2 separate regions of the Homo sapiens genome follow, and region 1 is linked to region 2. A link is a loop called in an ENCODE intact Hi-C map of the cell type or tissue named here. Cell type or tissue: IMR-90. All regions are shown on one strand. Each heading gives the region's core, and the rest is flanking DNA. Links, peaks and the distances in the headings are about the cores only.

Region 1 (7,261 bases), core at 1,609-5,608, 120 kb before region 2:
TGTGCTGAATTAGAGGAGGACAAGGGTGAACCTTGCCCACACTGGCCAGCATAACTTTTGGTGTGTGGTGTTTCTCCTTCCTATACACTGATTCTACCTATCTGAAGGTAGAATCATCAAAGCATGCATCAAAGAGATGCGAGCCTCTTGAAATGATCCTAAGTCTGAGGGGGCTAAAGAGAGCACTGCAGCAGTGGCCGCATGTCTTCAGTTCATTTGTACTTTTAAATTTACTACCTCGTTGGACAACTCTGTAATGAGCACTTACTACATACCAGGCACTATGCTTTGTGCTGTTTTATTGAAGGGAAAAATCACATAATTTATAGACATTTTATCCCTTAGATATTACTGCAAAGAAATGAGATATTTCCTGTAATATGTATAATTTTATGTTGACAAATGAAAATAATTTATGGAGATTTTTTTCAATTAGTTGTTAAAGGAATGGTATCGATTTTCCTCAAAGCAAGTAGCAGTCACATCTCATTACAGACTGGCCTACTGCAGTGCTATTATTTTGGTTACTTTTTAAATCTCAGAAAAAGTGGCTGACACAGGATACAGCATCTCTTCCTCTTGAACCTGTTAAGTGGATAATAGATTTGTATCCCTTGATCTCTATTGGTTTCCTGTTTTTTTCCTGTCTGTAATAAAGGAGTGACATTTTGGTTGTAATTTGAAGATCAGCTGGGCATGGTGGCACATGCCTGTGATCCCGTCTACTCAGGAAGCTGAGGTGGGAGGATCGCTTGAGCCCTGGAGCTCTAGGCTATGGTGCACTATGATTGCACCAGTTAACAGCCACTGCACTTCAGCCTGGGCAACATAGTGAGTCCCCCTCTCTAAAAGGAAATAAGGATTACCAGTAGTCATAAGTTACACGTGTGTGTGTGTGTGTGTGTGTGTGTGTGTGTGTGTGTATTTGTCCTAGATATTCTATGGTGCCTCAATTTTGCTCATTTTTTTGGTAGTGTTTCTTATATGTCTCTGAGGGACCCATGAACTAGAAAATCACTGCTTTTGTCATTCTCAAGCAGACACTGAGTTTTGCTAAAAGTGTGGGAGTATTCTGTCGTTCTGGAAAGAATGAGGGCTTTGAAGTCAGACCTGACTTCAGCTCTCTTATACTTTACTCTGTGTGATGTTAGGCAAGTCACTTGATGTCCCTGATCCTGTCTGCTCACCAGCGTACTAGGGACTTTATGTGTTATATGAACGTCTGGATAGTTAGTTCCTTGCACTGTACCTCACATATTATGAACAAGTCTGTGAATGGTAACTTTCACTTTATCCTCTTTCAGTGATTTCCGTTGACTTGGTTAAACTTAACTTTTCCCAAATGTTGTTTTTCTTTTTCAGTATTCTTTGAAACTGGAGAAAGGAGATTATACAATTCGACTACAGATTCGCCATGAGCAAATCAGTGATTTGGAACGCCTTAAAGACCTTCCATTTATTGTTTCTCATAGATTGTCTAATACCTTGAGCTTAGATATTCATGAAAATCATAGTTTTGCACTTCTAGGGAAGAAGAAATCAAGCAATTTGACATTACCACCCAAATATAACCAGCCATTCTTTGTTACTTCCTTACCTGATGATAAGTAAGTGATAACATTGCTTATACTTACTGCCCATCGTATACACTGTAGTCCTTTTAATGTCAGTTTATGACATCTAGGCTAAATTTAGAGGATGTAGTCATTTTTTTTTTGGCTGAAGTATTTCTTCCTTTGATTTTTGAAGTCTTAGCTATGGGAATGAATTCAGTGTGGAATTGTTTTCATGTTTTTCCCCTTACTTGTCTTTGTGAAACTTTCTCTTTTGTTGCTTTTTTTCTCTTTGAATTCTCTTGTTTAGAATACCTAAAGGGGCAGGACCTGGATGCTATCTTGCAGGATCCTTAACATTGTCAAAGACTGAACTAGGAAAGAAAGCTGTAAGTATTAGTTTTTTAAACACTGAAATTACCTATTAAAAAATTTCATTTCTTTAAAGATAAGAATTAATTCCACATTTCAGAATGGATAAAAGAGAAGATATACTCTTGGGGAAAAAAATTTAATCCTTTTTTCCCAGGTTACTAGTGAAAGTCAGTTAATATTTAGTTGTCTTTTAAAATGTATGCTACTTTTGAAATATTTAGGCTTCTTTTTCACAAGCCTACAGTACTCAGGCCCTGAACCTGTCTTACCTCCTACGGCTAATACACTTGAACTTCCTGTGAAACATGTAAATACAAATCAAACTTGGCTTAAATACATGTGATATTTAAGATTAGAACATGTTATAGAAATTTAACCAATAAGATTGGTTGTCCATATAAGATTATGGACATAGGAATAAATCAGATTATCTTGGGGTGCTTTTAAAAAGTAGTCAGAACAATTACCCTAAAACATGTTTCTTCACACTTCTACAGACCTATCTCATTGGAATTTCACATGGTTAAGTAGGAAAATATGAGATGTTTCTTTTGGTATTGCCTTTTAATTTCAAAATGATGCTTTTTTTAGAAATATGTTTCTGGTTGTTGTACTTTAGACATATATGTTACAGTTTTATAAGTACCTACCTGTTTTTGTTTTTTCCTTCTATGTTTTCATTACAAATTTATTATGAGAATGATGTTTATATAGATCTATCACCTTTTGTCATAATAATCATTTTAGCTCAATGCCAGTAAAAGTTGTCATTCTTAACAGTTTTGCATTTCTCTGTACTATTACTTCTTACAGAGCTAAGTAAGCCTGCTACATAAATGCTGTTATCAAAATGAGTAGTTCTCATACATCTTAAGAATTATATTTATTTTTTGCCACTATTGAACCAAAAGCCATTTATTTACTGTCATTGAAGCATAATTGGGGAAACTTGTGCTTAGAAAGTTGCCTACCCTGACATTTCTTGGGTCTCATTTCAGTTTATACTGTTTATACATACGTACTTTAGTATAATTTGAAGTAAATCAATAGTTAATGGTTTGTAATTAATACATGCACTGATTTAAGAAACCCTGGTAGTTTTTTTTGTAGATTTCATTTCACAGGAAGCATAGCTGCTCCAGCTATTGGGCGTCAGCTGTGAATTTTCGTTCAGATGACAGATGACACTTTGAAGAGTCTGCTTACTTGTGAAGAGTATAACAGAAAAGCATTATTAGTAAAAGTGGGCTTTTAGCAATTCAGAAATAGTTACTACTTCCCAGTTACATTGTTTTAGGAGACAATTGTGAAATTAAATTATAAATATGTGGTGTTAACTATGGTAGCTATTTATCAAGGGAGACCTTCCTGGGAGAAAGCAGTAACTTAAAGCTGTTGAGTTCATTATAACTTCCATCACATTGTTTATGTAATCTTTTCTCAGTGGTTTAGCGTTTTCTTGTTTTTTGGTAGTTGGGAAGGTAACTTTCACTTCACTTTGACTTTCACAGTAACTTTGTTGCTTTTTATAAGAATGCATAGGCAATGGGGTTGTTGTGGTACCCTTTAATCAGACTAGACCATCAACTAAATTTACTATTTTAAGAAATGCTTTTATAAGCAATAGATTTTGATCTACTAAATTTTTCAATAAGAAGTTGACATGTACTCTTAGTAATAACATATTTGAGTACTTTTTCTTATGTAAGGAATGAAAGTGGCAATGTTGCTTTCTTTAAAAGCATGCCATCTTAATCACAGACCTGAGCCTTCTAAGTGGTGTAACACAGGTGGAACATAAACTGAAAGACAATTAGACAGAGGTTCTGTCTCCATCCTGTGTAGATTATGCATGTTTTCTTACAGAATGTCGTTCTAACTCCCAGGGGCAGTCTGCAGCAAAACGACAAGGAAAATTTAAAAAGGTACTGATTGTCAGTTCTTAAAAAAGATGTCTTAAAGCCTTATTTGCATATTAAACTTTTTTCTGTCACTATTATAAACCTTTTTTTTAATAAGTCTCCCTTAGTTTCCTTTCTTTGCATTCTAAAGTATAGTGCTCTTAGCTGTACTTAGAAGCATTGTTGACATACTGCTTTTCTAAAGGTTTTTTTTTTTTTCCCCACCATAAATTCCTGGATGACTCATTTTCTCTGTGTATACAAAAATTTTAATGCTATTCATTTCTTGCTACAGATATGATAACAAGTAGCAATATTTGAAATTTTTCATATTTACAATTTTATAGAGAGATGGATGTGATAATTTTTTTTTTTTAGCCATATAAGCTAAAGCACTTATTTTTAAAGTCTAAAAGCACTTTTAAATTGGGTGATTTGATTAATAAAATGTTGCAGCTTTTTAAAGCGAACTTTATTCCCTGCTCTTGTATCCATTCTGGTTCTGAAAGAAGAGAAACAATAAAGATCAATGGATGTAGCAGGAACAGAAATAAGGACTGTTCACTGACAATTAAAGCTTATGCTAAGAACACAGATTTTAAGCCCATCGCTACTAAGTGGTCTGATCAGCCTCTCTGCAGCATATTAAGCAATCTTTGATTTACTGCTGGGGCCAGATTTAACTCAGAAAAGAAAATGTCTGCTATAAATATATTTTAGGGCCAGGCGCAGTGACTCATGCCTGTAATCCCGGCACTTTGGGAGGGCAAGTTGGGCAGATCCCTTGAGCTCAGCGGTTTGAAACCAGCCTGGGCAGCATGGTGAAACCCTGTCTCTACAAAAAAATGCAAAAATTAGCCAGGCGTGGTAGCACACACTTATAGTCCCAGCTACTCTATTGGAGGCTGAGGTGGAAAGATCGCTTGAGCCTGGGAGGTGGAGGCTGCAGTAAGCTGAGATCACACCACTGCACTCCAGTCTGGGTGACAGAGTGAGACCCTGTCTCAAAACAAAACATACATACATATATATATATATATATATATATATATATATATATATATATATATATATATATATAAAAGGGACCACATATTTAATAAGCTTTCTGGTGAAGACGTGCTACGTCATTCAACATTTTCATGATTTCTTTTTAAACAGAAAGAATTACAGTGGGAAAATCAGTAATGTCCTAATGTATACTTGTTAATTAGTAGTGATATGGAACTGGGGAATCACCATTCTATAACAGCTTATCCTTTATTAAAATGTCTTCTGAAATGTCCATATTATTACATAATAGTAAATAATTTGTCCAAACAAAATACAGATACTAGGAATCATCTTTCTGGAGAAAGATCTAAAGATCAGTATTTCTCAACTGGGTGTCTTGACCGTTTGGGGGCCACGTAATGGGATAAAAACAGCATTTTTTTAAAATAGGAAATGTCAGTTCATCAGACTCATAAAATTGTAATTTCATTTTATGTATTAATGTGTATATCTTTGGGACATTGTAAAAATAGTTTGCAAGTTACTGCTTTAGAGAACAAGGAATAGGTATTCTAGGAATCTATTAAAAATAGAAGGCACTTATCACGAAGGCCATAGCCAATTATTTTTCTTCTTATTTTTGTTGACCTTTTGCAAGTTTGGGTAGATTTTGTTTGAATTAGGTTGTATAGTTAGGAAAACACTGAATGAATAGGAAGGCATTTACTTGGTGATTAGTAAAGCTTCATTTGAAGAACTTGGCAGCTAGAGTTATCTCTGCTCGTTCCTTTCTGTCTTCAATGCAAGTACACAATAAAGCTCTTATTTTAGAAATAATTAGTATTACAGTTTTATAGTCACATTACAAAGAAAAAAATACATGTATAATTTCCGGTTGATTAAGATAAATAGCATTTTGTATATAATTCTTAATAGATTTTTTCCTCTGGGTTTCAGTGACTTGATTTGAAACGGTATGTCACCCTTTTTAAAATTCCTTGTAAAATGCAATAATATATTTTCTGTTTGTTTGTATGTTTTTTTAAGAGACAGTCTCACTCTACACTCCAGGCTAGAGTACAGTGGCATGATCGTAGCTCACTGTTGCCTCCAGCTCCTGGGCTCAAGTGATCCTCCCACCTCAGCCTCCCTAGAGTGGCTGGGACTACAGGCGTGTGCCACTATGCCTGGCTAATTTTTACTTTTTATAGAGAGAGGTCTTACTACGTATGTTGCCCAAGGTGGTCTAAAACTCCCGGCCTCGGACGATCCTCCTGGCTCAGCCTCCCAAAATGCTGAAATTACAGACATGAGCCACTGCACCCAGCCTGAATATTGTCACTTTTAACAGATCATAAATAGCATTCAAATATGATATAAATTTTAAAAATAGTTTATGTGAAGCTTTTAAATTTTTGAGTATTCAGTTACTAACAATTTTAAGAACTAAAGAAATTGCCATTTTGAACCACAATTTAACTTATAGTGCGTTGTGTTGCCCAAAGAGTAGTTATTGGTTTGGCAGGTGAGTTTGACTTTCTGAATAACACTGTTCAGTTTGAACACTGTTGAAATACTTCATGAATAGCTGGAATGCCTTTTTTCTAAACTTAACATTAAATATATACTGTAGAGAAATCTTCATAGCATTTCTGCTCTGAAGATTCTTCTTGACTGTCTTTTTAAACCATAATCAAGATTTCTCAAGAATAAAGGTACAAAATTATTTCTATTAAATTGGTACTATGTTAACCCCTTGAGAATTGTCATAAAAATATTAATATTTATTGGCACAAAGAAGAAATTATTGTGATACAGCAAGTGAAAATAGCGCCATTTTTCTTTTGATTAGAAATTAAAACTACCAGGTTTATAATTTTTACTAATAAAAAATTCCCTGTCCTGAAACATCTTGTAGGATTACACTAACATTTATAATTGTTAATTTGATATATTTAACATGTAAAATGCTGATTACAAAACCTTGATTTTTGTTTCACTAAGATAATTCATCATAAACTTTCTTTGTCTCTTTTTTTGCTTTTAATGATAGTCTAAGGTTACTAGGATATCTTTTTTCCCACTTTTGATAGGTCTTTGTTAGAATTAATTGTAAATCCTAAATTAATTTTAATAGATTGTTCATTTTAAATTCAATTCTCTTTTCTCTTCTGTACTAAAACAATAGCAAATACCTCTGAGTCTGAGGAGGAAGTGCCTCACAACACATAGGCTGCCTGCCTAAGAGCAGCATACCTCTCTCCCTGATACGGTGAGGAGGTGTGGGAAGCTCAGGGAGAAAGACTGGAGACCACTCTTCTAGCACACTGGGTGGCAGAGAAGCTCAATTCCATGGAGAATGGAGCTATATTAACAGAAAGTAAATATTGGAGGCCACTTAGCCCCTTTAATTCCTAGATGTGTTGTCTTTGCTGTACA
Region 2 (7,261 bases), core at 1,982-5,981:
TCCCAAAATGCTTGGATTACTGATGTGAGCCACCGTGCCCAGCCTCACACACTATGTTGTAAGCTCCAAGTTTTTATTCATCTTTGCAAACCCAATGAGGTTTGCCTGTAATAAGCCTTCAGTGAACACTTCTTGAATTAAAGATCTTTATTTCATTCTAAAAAATCTTCAGGGTCCCCATATTTGAAACATATGTCCACTCCTATCCTTTCATTGTGATTTATTAAAAGATAAGGTGAAGAGATGTGTGCATTCTATAAATCTCTGACTAGATTAACCATAATGTTTTCCTTTTCTGAAGATAACGCTGCTCTGCAAAATTTCTCAGTTGCCTATCAATAAGACAAAAGCACCTTTTTGTAACAAAATTCAGATGTTTAATTTTTTTCAAAACTTAACTATACTAATGAAAATAAATTATATGTAGACCACCTTCAATATTTTTACATCATCTTTATACAACTGTAACAGTGCTTTCAAAAGACATTTTGTGAAGGACATTAATTTCACATTTAAAACGTGTTTCAAAAATAAGGGAACATTAAAGAACATCAAATTAGTCTGAAATATATCTCACAATGCTGAGAGGCATACTCTTCTTTATCAAATTAACTGTATGTGTACTCAAGATAACATGGCTTTTAACTAATGACATTTCTTGTCCATTTCAGTAATTTCTTGGATCCAAAACAAAATCTGTGTATTTATTTCTTTGAAAACATCATTTGTCGACCGTCCTTTCACTGCCATGGAATGATTTGCCTTCTCAATCCAGTGGATTTTATGGGGAGCTTGCATTTTCTGTGCCACTTTCTCCAACAAGTTCTAAAGAGAAAAAGAAGAGGATACTAGACTAATGTTCTGTTGATATTTAATAAAAGGTCCTCTCTCCCCTGCCTATACTGGCATTCATTCCCAAGTATTCATTAAATGCTTTCTCAGACAACTTTCTAGGTAATAGAATGTGTGAGGAAATGTCCGTAAAAGTGGCAGTCCACTTCTCTCAGCTGTAGCAGTATCAGATCAAGCATTTATTACTAATAAAATGTAAAATAAATTGGAATAAAAAAATTTCTTCCCCCAAAAATCTTTTTCCCAAGCAAATTATATGCCCTGGGGAATATAAAGTTGTTTCATAATATTGGGCTAATATTTAGTAATGTGTAGACATTGCCAACCCTTTCTCAAGAATCAATTTTATAACAAATACTCTGCCTGAATGTTGAAATGATTAAAAAAATCTATAGTGTAGTAATCCCAAAATCAGATGATTCAGATATTAATCCTTCATTTTCCAAGTAAGGGTCATATTTACCAACTCTATTTCCAGGGATACAAATTTTGTCACTATACTTATATTTTTAGGTTCTCAAAAGCAACAGAGTAACCAGGACACAAAACTAGCATTAGTCAAATTAGCAATTTTTAAAAGACACTGTTGCCAGAAGTATCTTGCTCCCAAGATATGTCTGCCTTTCATTCTCTTTCATTGACACAAACATTGAGTTATAATTCACCTTTTCACACATTTCATCTGCTGAGCCTGACACAAACAGTACAGGCTCTTTTAAACGAAAGAGGTCTTCATCTCTGAGTTTATGCTGCTGCTTTGGATGGTGCAGTGGGTAAGAAATACAAATGAGACCCCGAACAAAATCATCACCATCATCTGGCTCAATGTGACACATTACAGAAGCAGCTGCTCTTGAGCCCATTGAACGACCTAAAATCAATTAAAATTAAGTTCAGTTTGAAATATAAACTTTCACATAAAGTAGCAGTGATGGTGTGGCAAATTGGATCTTTTACTGTTCATCATATCTGTTTACCAACAAATTAACTCCAAAAGGCAGCAATTAACAAGTTGCAATACCAGGCCAGGCACGGTGGCTCACACCTGTAATCCCAGCACTTTGGGAGGCCTAGGTGGGCAGACTGCCTGAGGTCAAGAGTTTGAGACCAGCCTGACCAACATGGCAAAACCCTATCTCTACTAAAAACACAAAAATTAGCCAGGCATGGTGGTGCACACCTATAGTCCCAGCTACTTGGGAGGCTGAGGCAGGAGAATCACTTGAATCCCAGAGGTGGAGGCTGCAGTGAGCCGAGATGGCGCCACTGCACTCCAGCCTGGGTGACAGAGCAAGACTCTGTCTCAAAAAAAAAGCTAAAAATTGATCTTAAATGCTAAAAAAATAAAAGGCAATTATTTTTCTAAAGAACACTTAAAAGGACAAGGACAATCATTGTAAAGGAATCATCATATGCAGGATGATGATTCAGGGATATGAATAAAAGGAGAGAGGCTCAGATTATAATACATATACATGAGGTTCAAGTTTGCTCTAAGTATATAAAGTGCTTTAACATTAAAAAGGTGACTTACCAAAACAACAAAAAAAATCCTTAAATTAGCTTCCTATGATCAACTAATTTTAATTCTCCATTACCTATTCCTATATTAAAACAGGTAATTAACAAGTATTCACAAGTATTGCACTTACCTCCAAGAAAAACACCTGCAAGTTTGTATTCTCCTGATGTCTTCAGGTAATTCTAGAAAAATAAAAAAATCATCAGTTCTTCACCTATAAAATATTCCACTGGAAAGGCAAGATATATTGTTTCTCATCATTACTGAAATGTATGAAAATCTATGCAAAGATAACCAGAAAATCTTAAGGGATTTTTCTTAAAAGAAGTAAGCAGTCCTTCCTCTTCTGGTCATGCCTTCACTATTAAATCACATGTTAGGTAATACAGGCAAATATGTGAGAAAAAAAGTCAATCTACCTTTACTAAAATATTTAAGCACTAAACTATTTTTTAGAGAATTATTTTTTAAAAAGGCCAGCAAAGGCTTCCAACTAATACCAAATTTGATAATGTTAACATCTAAAGTTCTAAAAAACTTATTAGTAAGCTTGAAATTATTTAGATCAGGGGTGTTCAATCTTTTGGTTTCTCTGGGCCACAGTGGAAGAACTGTGTTGTGCCACACATAAAATACACTAACACTCATGACACCTGATAAGCTTAAAAAAAAATTGCAAAAAAAATCTCATAATGTTTTAAGTAAGTTTACAAACTTGTGTTGGGCCACGTTCAAAGCTGTCCTGGGCCATATGTGGCCCATGGGTTGGACAAGCTTGATTTAGAGAAACTTTAGTGTTATCCAGGATTTTAAGCAAGGTTTCTAAATAACATATACAGAAAACAGTATCATATTTATACATGCATAGTATGGTAGATGAAATATTCTAGAATGCCAAAATGATGTGCTAAAGTTACATAATTCCAGGGAGAAAAATCATAAGTAGCTTCCTTGGCAATATCACGGAGGAACATTTATGATGTAAGCATTCATCTCCATGGAAACTGATGACAAGGGAAATCTGACGACTAAAAAGCTTTCATGTACTGCTGAGTTTTCTAAGAATACACTCATTCAAAGATTTTTTAAATTAAACCAGATGACTAATAAAATTTATCTTACATTTATTAAGGATTTCAAACAGAATTCTGTTATAAGTAAATATAAAGAAATTTTCTTACCAAAACTGATTTATACGCCTTAATTCTATGTACAATATTAAGGCCTTTACAGGTAAATCTCAGGCAGAAAAACCCATGAGATGCAAGATGGGATGCCAGTGACATCAAATGAGGAAGATTCATATCTCCTGATGCTCCATGTGTAAGAATTATTCCATATGTTAAGCTCTTGTTAGGTACCAAACAAACAGCATCTAGTAATTTATTTCCAAAAGGTATTTTTAATTTAACCTGGAATTCAAGAGAATAAAGGGATCAAAAATTACTTTCTTGCCTATTAAGACAACTGAACAGCTATATATATGTTTGCTCTGTGAGGCTCATAATTCAAGTCATAGCCTCCAAATAAAAAGTAGTGATATTAATAATAGTAGTTAAGTGCTTACTGTGTCGGGTATTATTATAAGTGCTTTATATGTATTAACTTATTTCACTTTTCTAACAATTCTGTGAGGCAAGCACTATCATTATCCCCATTTTATAGATAAGGCACAGCAGATTAAGTAACTTGCCCAAGGTTATATAGCCGCTAGCTAGGATTTAAACTCAGGGTAGTCTGCTCTAGATTCCTCGCTCTTAACCACTTATGCTATACTGCCTCCCACAGTGAAAGTTGAAAATAAAATTACTCTGAAGCCACATAATTACAAACAAACAAAAAACCAGGAACCCTGAAGATGCAGAACATACGAAAATATTACCTCTGTATGACTCATTTTCACTGTTGAATAACAAACTTAAAGTGCATTTACATCTGAGAAGCAAAGGACATCTCCCTGAAAAGAAGATTCTGTTGTGAAAGGTGAGTTGGCAGACATGGATATGACACAAAAACTATGAATGAACACATTCAGTAGCTAAAATAAACATTTAGAATTACTTCCCTAAAATCTGGTGTCTTTACATGTACATTTTTCTACGGGCACTCAGAATTGGTTAGAGGGCCAGGTGCAGGGTTGGTAGATGTTATAGAAGATAAAACAAAGGTGATACTTTGACATGGAAACTGTAAGGTAATTCATATCAAAGTAGGATGCTGTATCTTGTCAAAATATGGTAATGTAAAATGTATAAATACACATTTTTGTAAGAATCTTCATTCTAAACCAACTATCCTAAACTTAATTTTTCAGCATCTTTCCATTAACCCATTTTCTTCATCATTATAGTTCCCAAGCCTACCCATCCACATCTTGTCATGGAACTTCACAGTGCTGCTAGAAGGCAGAGTATATATGTCTTCACCCTGTTTACTTTGGACTTGGCTACGTAACTTGTTTTAACTAATGGAATGTAGGTAGACATTTCAATGTGTGACTTCTGAGCTGAGGCATGGCAAACTTCCAGAAGCCCTTTTGAACTTTCACCCTCAGCCATGAGAAAAACATGCTCTAGGTGGTTTTGCATTTTCAGCCTGGGTCTCAAAATGAAGACACACGGAACAGAACTGAACCCAAAACTGAAGTCTGGAGTCCAGACTAGTCTAACCAACATCTGACCAACAGCTGATCTGAAGATCCATGAGCATAAAATGTAAGCCACTGAAATTTTGGGGTTGTTATGCAGCATTCCTTCCTATGTTAAGAGCTCTTGTATTGTTTAAGACATTACCAACATCAGGATCTCCATTACTCACCCATTTTTCCCATTAACATTTATTTATTCATTCATTCAATAGGTAACAATAACATGGTTTAAAGTTCAAAAGGTACCAAGAATATGTAGTGAAAAAGTCTCACTCATTCCACTCTTGACTTGACATCAGATTCCCCTCTCCAAAGGTAACCAATATTATCTGCTTCTTACTTATCCTTCCACATAGCACTGTACTTATTTTCACACGATGTAAGTGTATTTATAAGATAAATTCCTGGGGAAGGAATCGCTGTGTCAAAGGGTTTGTTCATAATTTTTTACAGAATTTTTTCATAGAACTTCCCAAGGTGAATACATTTCATTTTTGAATAGGTATCATGTGCACACGGTACATTAAAAAAATGTAAACAGAAGTCAAAGTATTTGTTCATAATTTACAGAATATGTTTTTCATAGATCTTCCTGAGGTGAAGAATACATTTCATTTTTGAATAGGTATCGTGTGTACATGGTACATTTTAAAAGACAATGTAAACAGAAGTTTCCACACACTCTTCCCCCAACCACCAAGTTCCTTTCACTTCCTAGAAACCACCATAAGCAACTTATTATGTACCTTTCCCCATCTGTGTGTGTGAGCGTGTAGAATTCTCTTATTTCAGCCTGGAGAGCATTAGTCTGATCTGACTGCAAAAGTTTTGGAAGTTGAGTGAGACAAAGGAGATGAAAGACTTCAAGCTTCAGTGTCCCTATCTTCATACATGCAGCCCCACAATTATGCCTGGGTTTCTCAGTTCAAAGATCCTCTGTTTTACTTTCTCAAGAGAATAAGCCTCCATCCAGTCTTCTAACAAGGGGAAAGGCAGTCACCCAACAGGTGAAATGGGGAAGGGGATCTGGATATCCAATTGCTTCTCAGATTTCACCTAAATCATCTTTCTTTAAGCTCCTTACACCCACCTTCTGCACCACACCACCTTCATTCCCAGTACCACCGCTGTCCAGTGCTGCCAGTTTCCGTGCAGTTTGAAGATTCTGTGGTTAATACAGGGTTTGCTAAGCCATACATGTTTTGGAGCCCGCTATTTGATTGCCAGCGTTTCCTTTCCTATTCTCCCATTGCTGGAGGTTCATGTTTGTTTTTAAATAGCCTTAATGTAAGTTTAGTGAAACTTCATGAAGGAGTAAATTTAGATGCATGTAAACAACCACTATCTTAATTTAGAATGCTTCCCTATTTTTTTTTTTTTTGAGACAGGTTCTCGCTCCGGCGGACAGGCCGGAAAATTGAGTGGCGCAATCATAAGCTCACTGAATCCTCGAACTCCTGAGCTCAAGCGATCCTCTCGCCTCAGCCTCTTGAGTAGGTGGGACTACAGACGCTCACCACCACGCCCGCTTATTATTTTTAAATGTTTTTGTAGAGACGAGGGTCTCCCTATGTTTCGCAGGCTGGTCTTGAACTCCCGGGCTCAAGCGATACCCCCTGCCTTGGCCTCCCAAACCGTTGGGATCCCAAGGCGTTTGCCACCTCTCCCGGTCTGCTTTACTTCTTTTCAGACTTCACGATGCACAGTGTGTTCTTCACGGCAGCTGCACACATGCTGGTTTTCTTCAGAAACACGGAAAATGCCCCATAATGCAATCCCCAAGCAACCTGCTCTAGGTCATCTGGGTTTGTTTTTTTGAGACAGAGTCTTGCTCTGTCCCCCAGGCAGGAGTGCAGCGGCGCGATCTCGGCTCACTGCAGCCTCTGCCTCCCGGGTTCAAGAGATTCTCCAGCCTCAGCCTCCCGAGTAGCTGAGATTACAGGCGTCCGCCACCGCGCCCAGCTAATTTTAGTAGAGACGGGGTTTCACCATGTTGGCCAGGCTGGTTTTGAACTCCTGACCTCAGGTGATCCACCCGCCTCGGCCTCCCATGGTGCTGGGGTCAGGCGTGAGCCACCGTGCCAGGCCACTGTCGTCTGGGTTTTCATCTCTGGCTTCAGGTTCAGAGAGGGCAGGGTTTGAAGCCTGGCCCGGCCTCAGTGCCCTCAATGGCGATGGTGAAGATGACCGGCTAGAGGTGCTGCGCCCACGAAACGCCAGCTCTAGTGGCGTCCGGAGCG

The links. Hi-C counts contacts between places; a loop is a spot of excess contacts. Peaks named below come from ENCODE experiments on the same cell type or tissue, not always from the same donor. Only the 100,000 strongest peaks of a DNase experiment are listed, where the experiment ranks them.
Region 1: it touches region 2 in a loop (3.0-fold over the local background); 3 of 110 quality-filtered maps call a loop at or near these places.

The regions. Positions count from the first base shown.
Region 1 is chr13:102,647,545-102,654,805 of GRCh38, forward strand. It overlaps TPP2 (tripeptidyl peptidase 2), which reads left to right. Exons shown (of 30, transcript NM_001330588.2): 22 at 1,363-1,607; 23 at 1,864-1,942; 24 at 3,815-3,853. Among named protein-coding and RNA genes, the nearest start is that of METTL21C, 44 kb to the right of the region's middle. In IMR-90, for the core only: no CTCF peak of the experiment used is centred there; a DNase peak (open chromatin) is centred at 4,047; H3K27ac peaks cover 165 bases.
Region 2 is chr13:102,765,756-102,773,016 of GRCh38, forward strand. It overlaps TEX30 (testis expressed 30), which reads right to left. Exons shown (of 6, transcript NM_138779.5): 2 at 4,257-4,331; 3 at 3,556-3,786; 4 at 2,505-2,556; 5 at 1,518-1,723; 6 at 133-825. The coding sequence starts at 4,271. The coding sequence ends at 646. It overlaps LOC105370337 (a long non-coding RNA gene), which reads left to right. Exons shown (of 3, transcript XR_931685.4): 3 at 2,471-2,538. Among named protein-coding and RNA genes, the nearest start is that of TEX30, 4.4 kb to the right of the region's middle. In IMR-90, for the core only: a CTCF peak has its summit at 4,159; no DNase peak of the experiment used is centred there.